Regions from separate parts of the Homo sapiens genome. Here region 1 is linked to region 2. Evidence: read pairs that join two places in POLR2A ChIA-PET (ENCODE). Cell type or tissue: OCI-LY7. All regions are shown on one strand. Links, peaks and the distances in the headings refer to the core of each region. The heading gives the core; the rest is flanking DNA. Region 1 overlaps TRIM2 (tripartite motif containing 2). Region 2 overlaps TMEM131L (transmembrane 131 like).

Evidence for each region. Peaks named below come from ENCODE experiments on the same cell type or tissue, not always from the same donor. Only the 100,000 strongest peaks of a DNase experiment are listed, where the experiment ranks them.
Region 1: POLR2A ChIA-PET joins it to region 2 with 15 read pairs; 2 of 35 experiments call an interaction of 5 or more read pairs at or near these places.

What each region holds. Positions count from the first base shown.
Region 1 is chr4:153,271,579-153,283,088 of GRCh38, reverse strand. TRIM2 (tripartite motif containing 2) reads right to left here. Exons shown (of 12, transcript NM_015271.5): 3 at 6,959-7,196. Among named protein-coding and RNA genes, the nearest start is that of MND1, 67 kb to the left of the region's middle. In OCI-LY7, for the core only: no CTCF peak of the experiment used is centred there; no DNase peak of the experiment used is centred there.
Region 2 is chr4:153,528,062-153,539,571 of GRCh38, reverse strand. The region is part of intron 3 of TMEM131L (transmembrane 131 like); the gene reads right to left. It overlaps LOC105377498 (a long non-coding RNA gene), which reads left to right. Exons shown (of 3, transcript XR_939363.3): 2 at 2,700-2,782; 3 at 11,479-11,510. Among named protein-coding and RNA genes, the nearest start is that of TMEM131L, 67 kb to the right of the region's middle. RefSeq lists enhancers at 2,983-3,488, 4,003-4,578, 4,579-5,155. In OCI-LY7, for the core only: CTCF peaks have their summits at 3,312, 8,209 and 8,408; no DNase peak of the experiment used is centred there; H3K4me3 peaks cover 672 bases; H3K27ac peaks cover 2,403 bases.

The DNA of each region.
Region 1 (11,510 bases), core at 2,041-10,040, 260 kb after region 2:
TGGTTGAGACCTGGTGCAGTGGCTCACTCCTGTAATCCCAGCACTTTGGGAGGTCCAGGCAGGAGGATCCTTTGAGCCTAGGAGTTGGAGACCAGCCTGGGCAACATAGCAAAACCTATCTCTTAAAAAAAAAATTAGCTAGGTTGGTGGCATGCGCCTATAGTCCCAGTTACTCGGGAGGCTGAAGTGGGAGGATCACTTGAGCCTAGGAGATTGAGGCTGCCATGAGCCATGATCATGCCACTGCACTCCAGCCTGGGTGACAGAGTGAGACTTTTTTGTCTCCAAAAAAAAAATTAAAAATAAAAAACATCATTATAAAAAGAAAAACAAAAAAAACAGGCCAGGCTCGGTGCCTTAACACCTGTAATCCCAGCACTCTGGGAAGTTGAGGCAGGCAGATTGCTTAAGCCCAGGAATTTGAGACTAGCCTGGGTGACAGAGTGAGATCCTGTCTCAAAACAAAAAAACAAACAAACAAATAAAATTGTTGAAATATTAAATTTTATGTGATGTGAATTTTATTTTTTATCTTGTATTTATGTATTTATTTACTTTTGTAGAGAAAGGGTCTCACTTTGTTGCTCAGGCATGTCTCAAACTCCTGGCCTCAAGTGATCCTCCTGCCTTGGCCTCCCAAAGTGAGCCACCAAGCCCAGCCTGAATTTTACTTCAGAAACAAACAAACAAAAATTGATCTCAGCTTTGAAGAGACAGCAGCAGACCTGGCTTATTATTCCTAGTTCAATATCTTAAGTGTGTCTTGGGAAGCCAAGGCCCTGAAATGATTTTGAATTATCAATAGCTAGTCATTTTCAAAGGCTCGTGCTTCGGTTCTGACAGCTTTGGTTTAAGCTGAGAGCTAATTGTGTGGGGCGTGTAATTCTGCTGAGCTCATCCATTTCATCCATCTCCAGTGAGATGATGCTGGTGCGGCCTGGGGTGGGTGGGCAGGCCAAAAGCTAGGATGAGCTTGTTGTTGATGGATAGTCACCATTTATGTTCACCAGAAGAGACTGGCAGGATCCTATGCATTCCTAACATGCAAAAAAGATGGTCAAGGTCTTGCAGCCAACCCTGAGGCTTGGCTTCTTAAGGGCACTGACAGTTGATCCTGATATGGAAGTGGAAACTTGTTAGTGGCAGGGCAGTCTTAATGAGGACCTCTCCTTTGCACCTTTGACACCCTTGATAGTCAGGTGCCTAAGCAACCAATAACAGGGTTTAATGATCATTTGTGTTCCAGGGACCATGAGGCATGAGCTCAAGTGTCTGCTTTAAGTGCAAAGAACCTGTTAGATCACTGACCATTATTTTTCTTTTTCTTTTGTATTTGAACAATGCCACCATGGCAGTTTAATTAGAAGACAGATAGTGTCACAGCACTTAAAGTTGATGACAGGCTTTCATCCACACGTGCCAATCAGCATCAGACAGTGGGGATGGCAGCACCCTGCTTTATTGTTAATGAATTGATTTTATTAACCTTCAGATGCTTGGATTGTTTTTAAAGATCTACTCACAGCAACTAACTGCAGCAATTTATCTGGAACATTGCATGAATTTGGCTTGAATATGCAATGAAGACTTCTGTTTCAAAACAGCAGCAGTGAACTTCTACAATCTATAATCAAACAATAGAATGATTTAAGGCACATGCTGCTAATTTGCCAAGCATTCTTGCCCCCTAATGTTGCACATTTAGATTATTTCCAATTTTTGAGCTTTATCTTCCGCTCTAGCTATTTCCTTAGAAATATTTCCACTGGTGGAATTACTGGATTAAAAGATGAGAGGCTGTATAAAACACTCATTATATTTTGTCAAATTGACGTAAACTTTCTGAAGAGCAATTTACCCTTCCACCCACAGCATATGAAAATGTCTCACCATACATACTCTCAAGAGCGCTGGTTACTACCTTTTAAAAAATTTGTAGTTAATTTGAAAAGAACTGATTATCTGTGAAGCTTGACATTTTTCCATAAATGATTTTTAGGCATTTATATATCCTCTGTGGATTTTCTGAGTTATTTGCTCATTTTCTTTTATGATGCTCATATTTTTCTTAATTTGTAAGTGCTTTTACATATTAAGAATTTGCAGGCTGGGCGCGGTGGCTCACACCTGTAATCCCAGCACTTTGGGAGGCCGAGGCGGGCAGATCACGAGGTCAGGAGATCGAGACCATCCTGGCTAACATGGTGAAACCCCATCTCTACTAAAAACACAAAAAATTAGCCAAGTTTGGTGGCGGGCATCTGTAGTCCCAGCTACTCGGGCGGCTGAGGCAGGAGAATGGTGTGAACCCGGGAGGCAGAGCTTGTAGTCAGCCAAGATCGTGCCGCTGCACTCCAGCCTGGGCAACAGAGCGAGACTCCGTCTCAAAAAAAAAAAGAATTTGCTGGTGGGCTGGACATAGTGGCTCATGCCTGTAATCCTAGCACTTTGGGAGGTCCAGATGGGAGGATCCCTTGAGGCCAGTTTGCAACCAGCCTGGGCAACATAAGACCTTTTCTCAACAAAAACTTAAAGAATTAGCCAGGCATGGTAGCATGTTCCTGTAGTCCCAGCTACTCTGGAGGCTGAGACAGGGGTATCACTTGAGCCCTGGAGTTGGAGGTTACAGTGAACCATGATAGATAGTGCCACTTGCACTCTAGCCTTGGTGACAGAGTGAGACCCAGCAAAAAAAAAAAAAAAAGGAATTTGCTGGGGTATTTTAATTAATAATTTTACAGCCAATGTCATTAATTAAGCTACTAATGATTTTCTTTTTGTTCTATCTTCATTAGGTTTTGGTATCAGGGTTATAAGCGTATCACAAATGAAATGGGAGACCTTTCTAGCTTTTCCTACAATGCAGAAATATATATACTATGTATTTAATAAACTTACTATACTATGTGTAGATATTTCTGTTCTTTTCTTTCTTTGTGTATGTTCCATATGTTTATTTTATTACTCTTTTTCTAACTTGAGTTGAATTCTTTTTTTGGGGGGTGGGTGGGGGTAGGGGCAGGGTCTCGCTTTATCACCCAAGCAGGAGTACTTTGGCACGATCACAGCTCATTGCTGCCTCAACCTTCTGGGCTCAAGCAATCCTCTTGCTCCACTATCCCCCCCTGCTTTTTTTTTTTTTTTTTGAGACAGAGTCTCACTCTGTTGCCCAAGCTGGAGTGCAGTGGCACAATCTTGGCTCATTGCAATCTCTGCTTCCCAGGTTCAAATAATTCTCCTGCCTCAGCCTCCTGAGTAGCTGCGACTACAGTCATGTGCCACCATGCCCAGCTAATTTTTGTATTTTTAATAGAGACAGAGTTTTACCATGTTGGCCAGGCTGGTCTCGAACTCCTGACCTCAGGTGATCCACCTGTCTCGGCCTCCCAAAGTGCTGAGATTATAGGTATGAGCCACTGTGCTCGGCCTCATGTTTTGATTTTTTTGTAGAGATGAGGACTCACTATGTTGCCCAGGCTGGAATTCTTTTTAAATAAAGGAAAATACTTAAACCTATAAAATTTCCTGGGTAGAGATTTGACCCTACACATTGGATATAAAAAGTTTCCACTTCCAATACTTTGTAAATAGTCCAATTTTCTATTATTTCTATTATTTTCTATTGATTAAATAATTATTAACTTTTAAAGGAGATTTGTTTTTTCCCCATAAACATGTGTTACTAATGTAATTTTAGTGCATTGTAGGGCAGGAACTTGCTTTACACAATGGGAAAATATAGTGGTATTTTCTTTGTGACCTAGTATAAGATTAATTTTAGTTGCTGAAGTTCTCACGATCTAATAGCTTAGCTTAACAGACTTTAGCACAGGCCTTTTTATTTGTGGGAGGCAGATTGTTGAGTCAAAGAGTACTCTTTTCTCTGAAATTCACGCTGTCTTCCCCAGGCCCATTGATGCCATTCTAGTTCCATCTCTTATCTCTCATTTGGACAATTCAGTAAACTCATAATTGGTTTCCCAGCCTTTAGTGTCTGCCACCCCATTCCTCCAAAATGTCAATAAAATACCTATCTCCTGTTCAGAAGGCTTTGATGCTTTTGCAATTTAAGAAATTGACGTCAAACATGTTCTTAATGATATTCACAGCTCATCCCAATCTCTCCACATCTATCTTTTCAGGCCCACCTGTGTCCCACCCTCAACTCCGCTGTCTCCATGTTCTAGCCGCTTCCTTGAGCTATAAGCTGTTGCCTGAATTTCATGACATTCTCACTTTACTTATGGAGGTAACATTTATTTTTTTTTTCTTAATTTTTTTTTTTTTTTTTGAGATAGAGTCTTGCTCTGTCACCTGGGTTGGAGCGCAGAGGCGCAATCATGGCTCACTGAAGCCTCAATGTCTGGACCCACAGGATCCTCCTACCTCAGCCTCTGAACAGCTGGGACTACAGGTGCAGCCCCATCATGCCCAGCTGATTTTTGTATTTTTGGTAGAGGTGGGATTTCGCCATGTTGCCCAGTCAGGTCTCAAACTCCTGGGCTCAAGCGATTGGCTTGCCTCAGCCTCCCAAAGTGCTGGGATTACAGGCATGAGCCACCATGTCTGGCCCTTAGAAACATTAGGAGACCTACTATAGACACTGGTGTAAATTTGGGATATGAAGGGGCTGTCATGTAGAATGAGAAATAATGACAGTTAGAAATATTAGCTTGGCTGGGCACAGTGGCGCATACCTGTAATTTCAGCACTTTGGGAGGCCAAGGCAGGTGAATCACTTGGGACCAGGAGTTTGAGACCAGTCTTGGCAACATAGTGAGACCCTGTCTCTACAGAAAATACAAAAATTAGCTGGGCGTGGTGGCATGCACCTGTAGTCCCAGATACTGGGGCAGAGGACAGGACTGAGGTGGAAAGATCGCTTAAGCCAGGAGGTCGAGGCTTCAGTGAGCCATGATCGTGCCACTGCACTCCAGCCTGGATGACAGATTGAGACTCTGTCTCAGAAACAAAAACAAAAACTAAAAAACCCATAAAAAATAAAACAACCTAATGTTTCTAAGACTTTACTCCTCTATCAAGTCACGTCTCCAGAGAGCCTCATTTTAAGGGGCACTCTTACACCTGATAGAAATACCTTCCCATAACTAGTATTTAGAGTGCAAGCTCCAGGCATAGACAGCCTCAGCATTCACTAAGCACCAGTGTGAGAAGTGGTCATGAGGAAAATACTCAACCTGCTTTCAAAAGCAGCATTTAAAAGTTCTTTTTACAAAATTTAGATGATCAATTTCCCTTGGCATAAAATGCATGGAAAACTGATAGCTATTAATAGCCTGGTGTGCTTTCAATTAAATTATTACAGATGTGTAAGCCATGGTGTCCTTCTCTTGTTTTGGCTACCAGAAAGCTCAGGATGCTATTTCTTCCAGGGCTAGCTTTTACAATGTGCCCAGCAAGCTTTGTGACTTAAACTGTTTCAGCCTCAGTTTCTTCATCTTATAAAGTGAAAGTAACCAACAACTACTTTGCAGAGGGGGGTTTAAGGAGCCAAATACGGTGTCTGGCAAATTTGTTCAACAAATATTTATTGACTTCTATGTATAAGACACTGCCCTCAGTGCTAGGGGTCTAATGACAGGTCCTTGCCCTCCCAGAGCTCACATTCTAGAGGGAAAGCCAGGACTAATAAGTACACAAATACACAGCTGATGGCAAGCAGACCACAGTGAGCACCAGGGAGGAAAGAAAGCAGGGACATGATGGAGGGTAACCAGCTGTAAGAGGCAACCTGTGTTAGACGGTACAGGTGGAGAAGACTGCTGTGTGCAGGAGAAATTTGCAGTGAGACTTCAAGGAAGAGAATAAGCTCGCCACATAAAGAGGAAACAAAGAGCAACCCAGGCAGAAGGAACAGAACAGCCAGGCCCCGAGGAGGGAAACCATTTGGCAGGTTCTAGGAGGCTGGTGAGGCTCCAGCACAGTGTGCAGAGAGAATGCTGGGAGATGAGGTAAACAAACAGTAGTGTGGCTAATAAGAATTGCTTTGCTCTAATGATTGCTTGCTTGTCTTAGTGGTTTTGTTATACCTGGGCCTTTTGTTTTAAGCAGTTTCAAATACTTTTGAAGTGACCAATATACAAATGAGATGAATATAAAGTAATTAATGAAAAAATGTTAAAGCTGACATTTATCAAGATCCTACTATATGATTTACATGACTTGAACATTTAATTCTTCCAATATTCTATATGGTAAATACTATTATTACTTTTTTTTAACTGATAAAGAAATGAGACGCAGAGAGTTTAATAAACTTACCAAAGCTGGCACAGGGAATAAGTTTAAGAGCAGGATTTGAATCAGGCAGCCTGACTCCAAAGCCAATGTCCTTAGACGCTACACAATGCTGCCTCTTCAGGTTACATAGCTATTGTGAATCAGTTACTTGATGGTACCCACAGGTCCTCCTGAGCTTCTAACAGTTATTGTACTCACTAGTAGCAAGAAATATGTTTGGAATTCATAATCTATAATCTACTATCAGGGATTCACATAGCTTCAAATTCTATCTATTAATAAGGAATAAGGTCTAATGTAGCATGAGAAAATTTCCCTCCCAAGAAAAATAAAGAACTCTAATTAACATTTTAATAATCATTCTCAACTTACAGAACTTATCCATTGTTAAATCCGTATCCATAAATTTATTACACAGATGTTTATGTAGGTCAGCTTGCAAATAGCTACTGGTTTGCTGTCCTGGGGATACCAACAATATGTGTGAAGGAGACACAGTGGAGATTGATTTCGTTATTTAAATAGTTCTGGTCAAAGAAAGTGAGCAGGTAGTCTGAGGGCTGGTAAAAATCTTTTTTAATTACTGATTTTTCCACATGGAGTTCTGTTTCAATCTGTAATCTCTGATGTACCCAAAGCCTCCCCAAGGCCACAGTAGTCATGCTCCCGGGCAGTATCTGCCATCCCAGCCACTTACATTCCCATCGTGGTTTGGGCAAGAGAGAGGCTTTCCCGCAGCCACAGCAGTGACTGTCTCCAGGATGGAAGACTCCTCAGCGTTGCTGCCTGGAGTTCGCTGCAGCACGTCCATCAGGTTTGTGATGAAGAAATTGTTCTGGAGCGCGGCCACCCCTTTCTCGGGCAGGATGGAGGTCTGGCGGCACACTGGGCAGGAGAGGGTTAAACTGTGGGCAGGAATGTAGTTCTGCAGGCACCTGTTGCAGAAGCAGAGGTGGAGAGCTTAGCACAGTGCAGAACCTCCACTTCTCACAGGTACCATACATGTTCTCAGTGACTACACAAGGTATTTGGCAGAAACTCCCATCCCAGTCTCCTTTACTAGGAAAATAATATTTCAGAAACCAACAGGTAAGCTGTACTCACACTAATGAGGCAAATGATTATGCTCAAGGAAATAAAAAATGTCATTGACTTTTGTAGTGTTTTCTAGTGCCTTGGCACACAAAGTGTGGTCCATGGATGAGCAGCGTCAGCCTCCCTGGGGGGTGCATTTGGTAGAAATGCAGAATCTTAGACCCTATCGAACACCTGCTGAGTCAGCTCCCCATGTGATTTGCATACATGTTAAAGTTTGAGAAGCACTGGCCCACAATATCTAGCAGTGGGCTCATAAATGTGTGGACTTTGAAATTGAAAGAAACACATCAAATATTTTTGTTAGCAATAAAATTCTTCTTACGTACAAAATCATAATGAGATATAAAAAACACATCAAAGTGGAAATATTTGCTTGAAGCAAGAATGGGACACCCAGAGTCAGAGCCACACCATCTCTTCTCCTTGTCTCTACTCAACAGGTATCAACTTAACTCATTTAGTTAAAGAAGTGTGTCACTAATAATGACTCACACATATGCTGCTCATTGAATTCAAAGTACTTCCAATGAGCCTATGAGATAGGTACTGTTATGATTCCTTGAGACACGTGATGCAACAGACAGAGACAGGCCAGCGTACTTGTCCAAGATACTTAGCTGGTCAGGAGCAGAGTACAAAGTACAAATTCAAACACAGGCAGTTTGGCACCATAATCTAAGCTCTCAATAATTAGACTATACAATTTTTTCCAGTACCTAGCCAAACAATTCAAAACACACCAACCTAGCCCCATTCCCCTTATTTTGCAGATGAATAGACCTGACATCAGAGACATTCACTGATCTTGTCTATGTCACAGAGGTAGCTAGCCCTGAACCAATACCAGACATGAAACAGCTTTTGCTAAGGTCATTAACGACGTCTGAATCCAGCAGATGTTTTTCAATTTTATCTTACTAGACTTCTGGGAAGTATCATTAAGCTTGATTATTGCTCTGCTCACCTTCCTTTTTATTGAAAAATTTCTCTTCCCTTGACTTTATGACACCACACTCACATGGTTCTCCTGTCTGCTCTGTCTTTTCTGAGTCAATACAGTTTTGAGTTAATCAAGGTTCCATTCATCATGAGACCTCTTCTCTTTCTGGAATATTATATTCATATCACAGGTGTGGCTACAAGCATCAGGCTCCCAAAATTATATTTCTTCCCACAGACATCTCCTTTGAGCCTCATTAACTGACCTGTTGACATCTTTTCTTAGATGTCTTGCAGGTCCTAAAACTCAACATGAACAAAACCAAACCCATTATCTGAACCCCAGACTGTATCCTCTCCCATTCCTGATGAATAGCACCTCCATCCATTTATTTAAACAAACCAGAAACTAGGAGTCATTCTTAAAACAGTAACTCCCTTACTGTCCTTCATTTTCCATATCCAACCCATCACCAAAGCATGTCCAAATGCCTACATATCTTTCTAACCTCTCCAGTTCTCTTCATGCCCTGCTATATAACCATCCTTGTACCCTCTAACAATTATCCACATTGCAACCAGAGTGACCTTCTCAAAACTCAAAGAGAGCCATTTAAATCTCCCTCCCACACCATCTGAGATGAAAGCCATGCCATGGTTTCCACTTCCACTGCTCTTACAACAAAGACAAAAATCCATATATGGCAACATGGATTACACATCTCATATGGCCTAGCACCTACATACTTTCTGTCTCTTCCCCTCATTTGCTGCATACCAGCCACAGTGGACTTATTTAAGTTCTTCCTCAGTGTTGAATAACCCTCTCACTGTAGCACCTCTCACTCACTATAGCAACCTCCCACTATAGCACCTTTGCACATACCTGAAATTCTATTCACTCCCCTTTGTTTAGTTAATTTTTACTCATCATTGGGGTTTCTGCGTAATCATCACTTCTGCAAGGAAGCCTTCCCAGATTAGGGCAAATTCCTCTATTATATTGTTTCCTGTATACTTCTGGTGTACAGCACTTGTCACTGGTTTAATTTCACATTAGTCTGAGCAATTAGGGGGTTAGTGACTGGCTCCTCCACTAGGCTGTGAGTTCCAAGGGGCCAGCAGCTATGTCTGGCTTTGCTCTCCTTCAAGCCTTTTGATGCTGTTTTGGAAGATGTGGGATAAGAGTGACTGTAAGGGCTGGGCGTGGTGGCTCACGCCTGTAATGCCAGCACTCTGGGAGGCCAAGGCGGGTGGATCACGAGGGCAGGAGATCGAGACCATCCTGGCTAACACGGTGAAACCCCGTTTCTACTAAAAATACAAAAAAAAAAAAAAAAAAAAAAAATTAGCCGGGCGTGGTGGCGGGCGCCTGTAGTCCCAGCTACTCGGGAGGCTGAGGCAGGAGAATGGCGTGAACCCGGGAGGTGGAGCTTGCAGTGAGCCGAGATCGCGCCACGGCACTCCAGCCCGGGCGGCAGAGCGAGACTCTGTCTCAAAAAAAAAAAAAAAAAAAAAAAGAGTGACTGTAAGGTGCTCACTGAGTAGCCAGTATGAATGTCCAGCAGAGGCTGAACATGGGGGTCCTAGAGCTCACTCTCCTGACAGTGAGACAAGCTGTAAAGTTTTGTCTCTGCATAAACAAAAATTTCCCCACCGGGCGCAGTGACTCATGCCTGTAATCCCTGCTCTTTGGGAGGCCGACATGGGCAGATCACGAGGTCAAGAGATCGAGACCATCCTGGCCAACATGGCGAAACCCCGTCTCTACTAAAAATACAAAAATTAGCTGGGCATAGTGGCGCATGCCTGTAGTCCCAGCTACTCGGGAGGCTGAGGCAGGAGAATCACTTAACCCAGGAGGCGGAAGTTGCGGTGAGCCGAGATAGCGCCACTGCACTCCAGCCTGGTGACAGAGCAAGACTCCGTCTCAAAAACAAACAAACAAACAAACAAACAAAAAACCCCATTTTAAGGAAAGTTGCCAGCACCTTCAACACCTTCAAACAGAAATCTTCTCGGCTGGACGCAGTGGCTCACGCCTGTAAGCCCAACACTTTGGGAGGCCAAGGTAGTTGGATTGCTTGCGCTCAGGAGTTTGAGACCAGCCTGGGCAACATGGAGAAACCCTGTCTCTATAGTCAGGCATGGTGGTGTGCACCTGTGGTCCCAACTACTCAAGAAGTTGAGGTGGGAAGATCTCTGGAGCCTGGGAAATTGAGGCTGCAGTGAACTGTGATTGTGCCACTGCACTCTAGACTGGGTGACAGAGTGAGATCCTGTCTCAAAATAAATAAATTAATAAATAATTAATAAAATAAAAAATAAAAGAAGAGGAAATCTGGCCAGGCGCAGTGGCTCACGCCTGTAATCCCAGCACTTTGGGAGGCCGAGCTGGGCAGATCATGAGGTCAGGAGATCAAGACCATTCTGGCTAACACAGTGAAACCTCGTCTCTACTAAAAATACAAAAAATTAGCTGGGCGTGGTGGCAGGCACCTGTAGTCCTAGCTACTCAGGAGGCTGAGGCAGGAGAATGGCGTGAATCCGGGAGGCAGAGCTTGCAGTGAGCTGAGTTTGCGCCACTGCACTCCAGCCTGGGCAACAGAGTGCGACTCCATCTCAAAATTAAAAATAAAATAAAAAAAGAAGAGGAAATCATCTCAACATGCATGAGGCTGGAACAATTTTAACACAGAGCATTGTGTAAGGACTTGCTGTAGCAGAATCTCACAAATCTCTACCACCAGCTATTGGGTGGGGAGTGGAAGTGGGTTGGGCTAGATCCCCAAAGAAGATAGCAGGGGCAGACCTAGGGCAGCCAGAGTGTTGCTTCTCACCTGTCAGAGTGAGGAAGTAGGACCCAAACAATAGATAGGCTGGACACTGAATACTGGGATATGGGGCAATTCTGCCAAGTTCAGACTGAGTGGCTCTGAATGCACTTCTATAGAGAGTATCAGCCAAGCTATGCCGACTGCTGCACATCAGGTAACGATCTTCCCATGTGTGCCCAGGGACACATGGACTATTAGCTGGTATTCATGTTTTAGGTGCACCCATTAAGGGGATGGAGGAATCACACTCTAATTATTTTGTAATATGAATTACCAAGCACTTAAGCCAAAGTATAAAATGAATAAAATAAAAAGTGCCCTATATACCACCACTAAAACAAACCAAAACCCATATACACAAGCACACGCACACAC
Region 2 (11,510 bases), core at 1,970-9,969:
TCAGAATACCCAGACAATATGTCATTATTCAAAAAGTTAAGTCTTCTCTCCTCAAAAAAAAAAAAAAAAAAAAAAAAAATCTAGCCTCTGAACATAATGTTTTTAAAACGGAATGCAGCAGAAACCTTTTTAATTGAAGTTTCATGCTGTCCATTCAGCAGACTAGCATAGACCACACACTTGCCCATAAAGTATAATTTACTATCACCAAGCTCACTTATATAATATAACCCCACTGTCAGAGGAGGACTTTAAAAACGATTTTTCTTATATGAAACCCAACAAACACTGGCACTGGAGAAACCAGTCTAGAGTGTGCCCAGAAAAACAAGGACTCCTTAACACAAGTCAGAGGACTGCTGGGTGTTTGTTTTGTTGGGTTTTTTTCCGCCTCCCCCCCTTTTGGGGGAGGTATGTGACTTAAACATATGTTGTATGAAAAGCAATTTTTCCTTGAGAAATAATGGTAAAGATCTCACTGTTTCTTTCCCAAGGTTCTGTGACAGAGGTTGCTCTTTGGCCCCTAATATCCCCCCTTCTCGTCTTCTTTCACATAATGGAATTTTTAAGTGGGCATATTTCCAAGGCTTCTCTGCATCTGGGTACGGCCACGGGACTAAGTTCCAGCAAATGGGGTGAAAGCCGAAGTATCGCGCCGGCAGTTTCCAAACTGCTGCCAGGAAAACAAACGTCTCCACCTTGTCCCACGAGTAGGAGATCCCAGTACCCTGGGGAAGGCGACGTGGGGTCCCTAAAGACTTCCTGGAGCCAGCGGCTGCATATCTGCAGACTCTCTCAGGAGAGAGAAAACACTCTCTTAAGATGTAAGCTTTAATTCTAACTGGAACAGCTTCCCATTCTTTTCCAACACCAGAAATTGCCAGCAGCAGCTGCTCAGCGGAACTAATACTACATGGCCTCATCACTCCAGCCCCTGCTTGCCCTGAGGGAGGCGGGTTTTTCAGCAGTGCCAGCCTTTCAGGGCGGCCAGAAGCAGAGCATCCCAATAAACCAGAAAGCTAAGTGGCTGAAGCAATAAAAGTCACTCAAACATAACCCAAATCTGATGGTAAAACAAAGAAAATCCTAAGTATGGAAAGGATGGTTCCTGCTGTCTTTCACTGGGAAAACCCATTGGTTCTGGTGGGGGCCTAGGGTGGCTTTGGCCCTGCACTGATGTAAACTGGGAAGTGCCTGCATGTGACTGGTTTAGAGCCTATCCTTCTGCTTCGTAACTAGACCTGCAGGGACGTACAAGGACCTCCATGAGATGCTTCAGGGAACCAAAGGTGGGAGGGTATTCCAGACTGATGTGGCCACACCAGAAAGAAAAGAGGTGCTAGAAGGAGCACACAGGTGACATCCCCACCTGGAAGGAACAAAGTCCTGGAAGGAGCATAGTCAATAAGAACCACTGCCATTTACATTTCAGGGAAGGCAAGGGGTAAGAATTATCCTACTCTTTGAAGATTGCTTAAAACATCCTCAAATACCGATACACATTACCTCCTTCCTGTGGGGTGGCTGGCAGGAACCTTACAAGGGAAAATACTTGTGTTCCCGCTCTACTTAAAGTTGTTCAGTGTTGTGTGAAACTGCAGAGTTCTTGCAAAATCAGAAGAGAAAAAATCAGGGAAAGTTGCATCTTGCTTCCCAGTTAGTCTAGGGAGAAAGGAGTCCATCAGATATAACACAGCAGTGGAAGAAACAATGAGGCTAAATTCCTACAGGTTTGTCAGAGGCTTTTGAACCAGAGCAACTCCATCTTAAATAGGAGCTGGGTAAAACGAGGCTGAAACCTACTGGGCTGCATTCCCAGACAGTTAAGGCATTCTAAGTCTTGGATGAGATAAGAGGTCAGCACAAGATACAGGTCATAAAGGCCTTGCTGATGAAACAGGTTGCAGTAAAGAAGCCGGCCGAAACCCACCAAAACCAAGATGGCCACAAGAGCGACCTCTGGTTGTCCTCACTGCTACACTCCACCAGCGCCATGACAGTTTACAAATGCCATGGCAACATCAGTATGTTACCCTATACGGTCAAAAAAGGGGAGGCATAAATAATCCACCCCTTATTTAGCATATCATCAAGAAATAACCATGAAAATGGGCAACCAGCAGCCCTCAGGGCTGTTCTGACTATGGAGTAGCCATTCTTTCATTCGTTTACTTTCTTAATAAACCTGCTTTTGCTTTGCACTATGGACTTGCCTTGAATTCTTTCTTGTGTGAGATTCAAGAACTCTCTCTTGGGGTCTAGATCAGAACCTCTTTCCTGTAACAGGTTCACTGGGTCCCAATCAGGAACAATCTACAAAGGTGGAGTTAACCATAAAGATGAGTACAAGAGATCATCTAATGCTCTTGTGATCAGAAGTTCAGTTTCCACTATTATAAAATTAAGGTAAGACCCTGTGATGGTTAATACTGAGTATCAACTTGATTGAAGGATGCAGAGTATTGATCCTGGGTGTGTCCGTGAGGGTGTTGCCAAAGGAGATTAACATTTGAGTCAGTGGGCTGGGAAAGGCAGACCCACCCTTAATCTGGGTGGGCACCATCTAATCAGCTGCCAGCGCAGCCAGGATATAAAGCAGGCAGAAAAGCATGAAAAGGCTAGACTGGCTTAGCCTCCCAGCCAACATCTTTTTCCTATGCTTTCTCCCGTGCTGGATGCTTCCTGCCCTGGAACATCAGACTCCCAAGTTCTTCAGCTTTGGGACTCGGACTGGTTTCCTTGCTCCTCAGCTTGCAGACAACCTATTGGACCTTGTGATCGGGTGAGTTTAATACTTTGTAATAAACTCCCCTTTATATATATACATAGAAGGGAGGGAGGGAGGGAGGGAGATAGATAGACAGACAGACAGACAAGACAGATAGCTAGATAGATCGATCGATTCTGTCAGTTCTGTCCCTCTAGAGAATCTGACTGACACAGACCCCCTAAATCCATTGTGAGGATTAAATGAAATGTGTTTGTAAAGAGTTTTGCCAAGCACCCAGCAAAGTGTTTCAGGATTTCTTTTATTAGAGGTTGTGGGGAGGTGGGCAGAATGCCTCCAACAGAACTCCAGTGCCCTGACAGCTAGAGGCTGCACTGCAGGCACTGCAGCAACTGAAGCAGGAGCCTCCCTTTCAATTCAGCTCAGGGAACTTAATTGTTCTTAATTATACAGATGCCACTCATATGCAAATCATACATGAAGAGTTTTCCTTTTAAATTGTAATTCTTCTTTCAAACCCTTGAGGCACTGAAGTGTTATTGCTGAAGATGTCTGCAAAAGAAAGAATGGCCCTGCGTGGTCCCTCAAGCCCAGGAGTCCCTCTCCACAGGCCCTCACTCCCTCTGCCCCATCAGCAGCTTGTTAACCCCCCCAGTGGCCAGGTCTGCCCCAGTCTTGCTCCTGGATTTTCAGCCCAGATCCTAACAACTTCCCCTGTCTTTCCAGCATTCTCCATCCCCAGACAAAGCACGGTATGAATCCTATGCAGATGTGCAGGAAGGCAGGGAAAAGCAAAGATCAGCTGGTAGCAACGTGGTTTTGTCCATTCAATCCTTCTCTCAATAAATACCCATTCCAAAAGAAGCAGAGCGCTCCAATAAAAATTGTGTTTTGAAGATTGTAAACAGCAACATGAAAAAAGTGCTGCCGTTGCCGTGACAAGTAAACAAAAGGAAACAAAGCTGCTGTGTGCAACAAGATTACAACTAAAAAAAATATACAAAGGAAAATGAGAAGGCAAATACCAAAATATTAACAGCAACGTTAGGATGAGTAGAATATCAGACACTTTCCTTTTGCCTGACTCTCCAAAATGGTTCTGAACCTGTGAGAATATTAAAGATGTTCAGAACGATGTGCTTTTTGAAAACTCAAGAGCAATAGGAAGGTACACTCTTCCTAAATACAGCTTATAGTTATTTCTTTTTTTGATTCAAACAGCATATTTCCACATTAATAAATTATTTAAAAGCTAACAAAAGTTAGCTTTTAAATAATTGGTTTTGTTATGTTGCTTCACTTCCCCTAACTCGCTGGCCACCTCTCAGTCTCCTCTACCACCCTTCTGAATGCAGAGACACCCCAGGCTCCAGACCCTGGTCCTCTTTTCTAAGCAATCTAAAATGACTCAATGCTTATCTGATCCAACGTGAAGGCTGTAAACACCACCCCAAATTTACATCTCTAGCCCAGCACCCTTCCCAACTGCCCATCCACATGTGCTCTGGAATGTCGAAAAGACATCCCAAAACTCAACAGGTGTGAAACTGAGCTCCTGATCTTACCCCCACACCCAACTGCCCACAGCCATCTCCGCTCAGTTGTTCAAGCCAATAACCCTGGAGTCATCCCTAACTGTTCTCTTTCTCACACCCCGCATCCCATCCATCGGAAATCCCATGAGCTCCGCTTTCACCAGGCCCACTGCCACACCTGATCCAAGCACCCATCATGTCTCTCCATCTCTTGCTTCCTGGCTGTAAGGGCCTCACTGGTTTCCCTGCCACCCAGGCTCAGCACTGCCAGCATGGCCTCTTTAAACCTAATTCAAATGGCATCACTGCTCTGCTCAAAATCCCCACAAGAACTCCGCATTTCCAAGGCCTCACGCTGTGCTCTCCCTGTGACCTCACCAACTCCACACCCCTCTCCAGGTCTGTACCCACGGTGCTCTCACCACAAGGGTCTTCTGGCTTCACTGGGAATATCCCAAGTATATGGTCCTCCTACCTTAAAGTCCTTTGCAGTGGCTGTTCTCTCTATCTGGAACATTCTTCACCCAGACAGCCTCATGGCAAACTCCCTCATCTCCATCAAATCCTCCAACTCCTGGCCAGGCGCCGTGGCTCACGCCTGTAATCCTAGCACATTGGGAGGCCGAGGCGGGCGTATCACGAGGTCAGGAGATAGAGACCATCCTGGCTAACATGGTGAAATCCCGTCTCTACTAAAAATACAAAAAATTAGCCGGGCGTGGTAGCACACGCCTGTAGTCCCAGCTACTAGGGAGGCTGAGGCAGGAGAATCGCTTGAACCCGGGAGGCAAAGGTTGCAGTGAGCTGAGATTGCGCCACTGTACTCCAGCCTGGGCGACAGAGCAAGACTCTGTCTCAAAAAAAATAAAAAATAAAAATAAATCCTCCACCTCCTTCAAATCCTTGTAAAATCTCACCCTCTTAATAAGCTTCAACCTCCTGTTTATAGCTGCAGCCCACACCACAATCCTCATCCTCTTTTCCCTTGACCGGTTGTTTCCACTTTTTCTATACCACATATCACCTTATAACATCCATAAAATTTAGTTTCGCAGTTTTCTCTTTCTCACATCCTATTAGACTGCAAGGTCCACTAGATTTTGGTCTATTTGGTTTGCTGTTTTGTATTTACAGAACACTCACTCGGTAACATTTGTTGAGTGAAAGAAAACCTTCCCAAACCGGTGTCATTGATTTATAAAATCACAATTCAGGCCTCATAATATTTCTTTTTAATTACTCAGTATAAAGCTGGCTTCATCCTAGCATGTCAGAAACTGCAGAATCATAAAAAACGTTTCCCAAACTTCAACCAAAACCTTCACCAAATCTAATTTACCAAAACAATAAAAGTATGTATAGAATACTTTTAAAAACCAATGTCAGGTTGGTTATATTTCTTTTTCAGCTTAAAAAATATATCGGGTCTATTCATGCCAATCACAAATACAACATTTAGTGATTTGCTAAATTACGAATGCTGTAAATGTTAGAGGGCAAGACAACTAAGAAACTTAAAAATGCAAAAAACATAGGATCCTACTAAGGAAAATAAGGTACTGAACCAGGCAATGAAAAGTTTAGAAAGAGATTAAGCTAGAAATTGCCTGATCAGGTGGATCATGCTCAAACAGGACTGTAAGAGGAGGTCCAAGTTGGTAACCCTTGGCTTGGGGAGAATCTTTTAGAAAGTAGCACCCACAGCCTGGGCCTGGTTCAAATGCTTTGACTAACCATCTGAATCAGCAACATTGGTTATTGCAGCATGCCTGAGATGGTTCTTTTAGTTCCACTGCTTGAATGAATAGATCTGTAATCCCAGAATGAAGAAATAAATCAAAACCTAGAGTAATTTATAAGCCAGTGACACAAAATACAGGCAAACTGAGGTGAGGCTCAGCACCTGATTGGCAGCCTCCCCTCCGCCACTGCTGCTGCAGATGTGCGCCCCACTCCCACACGCAGTCCCCCTACTTATAATGGGGTGAACGTGGCCAATGTGGAAATAAAAGAATTAAGAAGGAGGCTGGGTGCGGTAGCTTACGCCTGTAATCCCAGCACTTTGGGAGGCCAAGGCGGGTGGATAAAGTGAGGTCGGGAGTTCGAGACCAGCCTGACCAACATGGAGAAACCCCGTCTCTACAAAAATACAAAATTAGCCGGGTGTGGTAGTGCATGCCTGTAATCCCAGCTACTTGGGAAGCTGAGGCAGGAAAATTGCTTGAACCCGGGAGACAGAGGTTGTGGTGAGCCAAGATCGCCAACACTGCACTCCAGCCTGGGCAACAAGAACGAAACTCTGTCTCAAAAAAAAAAAAAAAAAAGAATTGAGAAAGAGAGAGAATCCCTAAATCCACCTGTGCCTGAAGCTAATACCCCTGCTTCTTCCAGGTTACCAGGGCCAATGAGTTCCTTTAATGCGTCAGCTAGCTGAGTGAAATCTGTCACTTGAAGCTGAAAAGATTCCAACTAGTAGGTACATGAACCCAGCAACTAAAACATAATTCATGAGATTGTGTCCAAAAGTCAGCAGGTAACCTTTGGAACGTTAAGAAACATTTTATGACTATTTATAAAAACAAATGCTTTCCGAGAAACAGTATAATTTTGCAAAAGGCTGAAGATGATCTGAAATTCCCACTTAAAAAAAAAAGAAAAAGTGTCCGTCGAAAAGTACAAACTACATTTTCTTTATAAAAGAACCAACAGGTTATTTTAGGAGGGATAAAAGTGTTCTAAAATTAGAGTGTGCTGCTGGTTGCAAAACCCCACAAATACACTAAAAAATATTGAGTTGCACTCTTTAAGTGGGCAAATTGTATGCCATGTGAATTGTATCTCAATAAAGCTTTTTTTTTTTTTAAAAAAAAAGCACTAATAGCAAGTAAGCACACACGCCAGACTCCTAATTCAATCATTCTGTCAGGATTCCATGTAGGAAAGAGGAGGCCATTTCTACAGATGCATCTTCTCACACATGTACCCATACAAGCTCTACACAAGCTCATTCCCTTTCTGTGCACACATACGCCTCCTGTACATAATGAAAATGCCATATGCAGATGCATTTGATTAGCACCATCCACATTTCCCATAATTATGCAGTGCTTTGTAAGCTGCAGTTAATTCCTGACTATTATCCAAGTGCAAAATCATTCTGCCTAATTTCAAGCAGCCTGGCAGCTGCAGAGGAAGAACAGCTTTGGCCTTCAGTGGAGATCCATTTGACATATAACCCCTGCTGCTACAAGGACTCCAATCATCTAGAGCTAATCAATTTCAATCAAGCAGGCTCTACTAGACTGGAGAACAATGGTGATTTCCTTCTTCATCTGTTAGCATGCACCTTAAAAGGGCCAGAAGATGAAGAGAAGGGCAGAAATCAGGACTGGGGTTTGGTGGGGAGGTGGTGGAGAGGTGGGGAAATAGAATAAGAGAAGAACAAGTGCTTACACCAGACATGTGATCCTTAAAACACCTGGCTTCCAGAGCTCAGCAAACTCTAACAGTACAAAATTATCCTAAATTCGCCAGTTCTCCAAATAATCCCTTGACCTCTCTTCTTAGGAGGCATTTCCGGATTTTAAATAACTTCCATTGTCTTTTTCCTTTAACTATAAACAGAGATAAGAAAATATACTAACAGCACTTTATACAATAAAATAGCGTATTATACTGTAAAATGCCACGTTTATATAATAAAATACTGTATAATAAGGTAGTCACATGAATTTTTAACTCTCATTACAGACAACTCAATTTTTATTCTGGATTCAGTAACATTTTTGAAATATATTCCTTTCCTCCAGTAATAACAAAAGAGGGAAATCCTGTAGAGTTCACATTCTGACAGTATTTACAGGATTAATCCCTTTATATCCAAGAAAAGGTATATCCTCTGTAGTGGAATCTTTAAAAATGTGTAGCTCCTAAACACTTCCTCCCTTTTAAAAAGAATTCTCATGGGCACTGGCTCCTAGAGTCAAGAAATAATTTAGTCCAGTAATAGCCAATGTGGCCATCTCTCAGAGATAATATGGATTCAAGGGTTCCAGCACTTCCCCCGTATCAGAATTTCTAGGGATAGAGCCTAGGAATCTGTGTTTGAGGAATAGCTCTCTCAGACAATTCCAGTGTACATGCATCCACTAGGGGAGCAGAAGGAACCTGAGTACATGCATTTGGGAACCACTGATCCATTTATCCATCTATCTGCTGCTCATTCCAGGATACTTGCAGTGACACTTCTGTTTCCAATGCAGCTCATTCCCATTATAAAATTCTTCAGCCTCAGCCAGAGTCAGGCTGCAGGAAATGAGCTAGCTATTTTAAGCAGAAAGGGATTTAATATAGAGAATTAGGTGCTTATAAAATCACTGAAGAGTTCAAGGGAGCAGGCTCTATGCCGGGCCTCCAGGAAAGACTCCCAGAACCACATGGAACTGGCCCACAAGGGGTGCTGGTGCCTCTGCCACATCAGGAAAGTGGGGGGGCCTCAGGAAGCTATCTTGGAACTACTGAGTCAGCCACATCCTCTCAGCTGCGATCCTAAGACCTAAGAGCTACCTCTGTCACTGCTGCTGGTCCAATGTCAGATATCAACTCAGTCAAACAGTGGGACGAAATCACTCACTTTTTGCTATGCTCCAGAGGTCGAACTTGCATGAGTGAAATGTGCTTGTGAAAATACCCAATGAATACCTTTTAAAGGTACTTGCCAGCACCAAGTACAGCAAGCCAGCCTACCCTGGACAGAAGACCCTCAACTTCAAACTACGCCTATGCAGCATTCTCTTTTCAAGCAGTCTCTAACAACCCTCAAGTCTCTCTCACCTACAGTACTTCCTTTGGGCGTTTTTCTATTTCCCCTTCCTGTGGGGAAACTGCTCGTTCATGTCCCAGTACTGTACCATACCTAATAATATCTTTTGAATTTATTCTTTGATTTAGCTCATAATGCAGCCTGTCTAGATCAGGGTCCTGATTTATCATCCAATAAACCGGCTCTTTTCCCCAAAATGCCACCATCCACCAAATTAATGACACTTAAACTATCAGTTTAAGTATACTAATGCCACTTCCCCTGGAATATCCTGATAATCACGTTACCAAGATCTGCCAAAATTCAACCAGCAATTTTTACACAGTATTTCCCGGACCTTATATCCAACACAGCATTAGGTGTAGTGAATGGATAAAAGTATAAAACACAGACCCTGACTACAAGGAGTTTGTATTCTCCAGGAAGCAGCACAGACCTAAAAAAAAAAAAAAAGGACAACAGAGATGGCAAGAATTTTAGAGGCTGCAAATGGAATATTTGACACAAATATGAACTATAAACTACTTAGATTTGAAATAATGATGGTCCTTAAAGCATGTGTGAGGTCTCGTGAAATGAACATATGGTAACATCTTGTGTAACAGCCTGTTTTAACAGAGACCATTTTTGCAATCAGATCTTACTTAATACACTGTGTGACTTCAAAACATGGGCATAAGCCAAATACAGAAAATCTCCCACAGGTTATGTGAAGGGGGTAGGGGAGAAAAAGGGAGGTGTTTGAAGCAAATGAAATCATTCCTATCACAAGGATTCAGACCAGAGAGTATACCACAGCGTGACATAAAACGTACACATACCCTTAAATTTTAAAATTTATTTTCCCTTGTGCTCAAACTACTTTTCCTCCTAGATTTAATTTGGTGTTATATTTGTGCTTGCATTAAGATTTTCCCCCCAAGGATTCAGTTTTCTCTTCTCTTTAGTTTTTCAACTCTTTCAATCCACTCCCTTCCAAAGTAGCAGTATCTATTTCTAAATAAAGAGTCCACTATAGGTTTAGTTACTTTACATACTCACTTTCAGTAAGTGGAAACATATACACTGACTAAAGTTCCTCTTCAAGTCATGCTGAAGATGAAACAGGTACACCCACAAAAGCTTGCCAATTTTAGTGGAAATTTTACTTTCATTTCTTTTGTAAAAAGGATTCCATCCCATCTACATTTTAGAAGTATGCTGTGTACCATTTCCTTAAATAGAATATTCAAAGTAATCAATCATTTCTTTTACCAGTGCAAGTACAACTGACTCTCTATGGAACAGAACATTTCCATTTTCTACAGATGAAAGTCAAGGTTCAAAGACATGAGGTTAAGTGTCATTTCTCATAAGCACCGAGATAAAATTAATCACAAAACCTCCCAGAAATCACCAGTGATCACAGAACAGGCAACTGATGGGCAGTCTCTGGGACCCTCTGGACAGTGGGGATAAAAGCAATGGAAGGTTCTTCCTCAGCTCACTGGATCCCACCTCTTTAATCCGGAGGCCACAACTCTCGGAGGCCAGACCCACAGAAACTTACCCTACCGAAAGGGTGCCAAAATTCAAAGACTGGTGTGACCCACCATACACTGTGCATGGTCAGATAAGAAACCATTGCAGATGTTTCTCTTGAGTTTCAAAGTCTACCCTATCTGTGGCCCACACTCTCCGAGGGAGGGGTTGGCTCCCCCACCCCCAACCAAATCCCTCTCTCCCCAAGACTATTTCTATTAGGCTTGGAAGCTCTGAAACAGAGGCATACGCTGTACCTGCTTTGCTTGTGGAACAGCAACTTTAATATGAACACATTACGAGACAGCCTAGGCAGAGAACCTATAAGAGACCAGGTTCTGTTATTTTAGGGAAAGTAGGAAAAACATTAAAAAGAATGCAAGTGAGAAAGCAATTTCCTCCTTAAATTTAAAAGTATTTTCCTCCTTTACCTGCTTTTGAACTTACACTTTTTCTTACCTTATTGTGATTTGTTTTGTTGTTTTTAAAGCCCCTAAATTTCCAAAGGGGAATGGTTTATCTGCATTACTGCCACCAGACTTCACACTCTATATTAAAACTGGTACGCTTTTTTCAATATTGTGAAACATGTCACAGTTTTCCCACTTCACTGGAAAAGGATACATCAAATACAAAACTTATGTTTTATCACCCACACAAATCTACCAATGCCAACTGCTGGGAGCTCAAACGCAGTCTTGCGCTCTGTTCTGTTTTCGTAGGCTGGGTTTTCCCTATCAATAAGTTTCCATTTTTACGACTAAATAATCCACCTGAAGAGGCAAGCTGTAACCTGTTTTATATTATGCCAAAACCTGGAAGTAAACTGAGGCTTTCAAAATGTATAACGTCTATTTTCCTCTTTATTTCAGAGATGAGAGAACTCAACAAGGCGTGGCAGGCA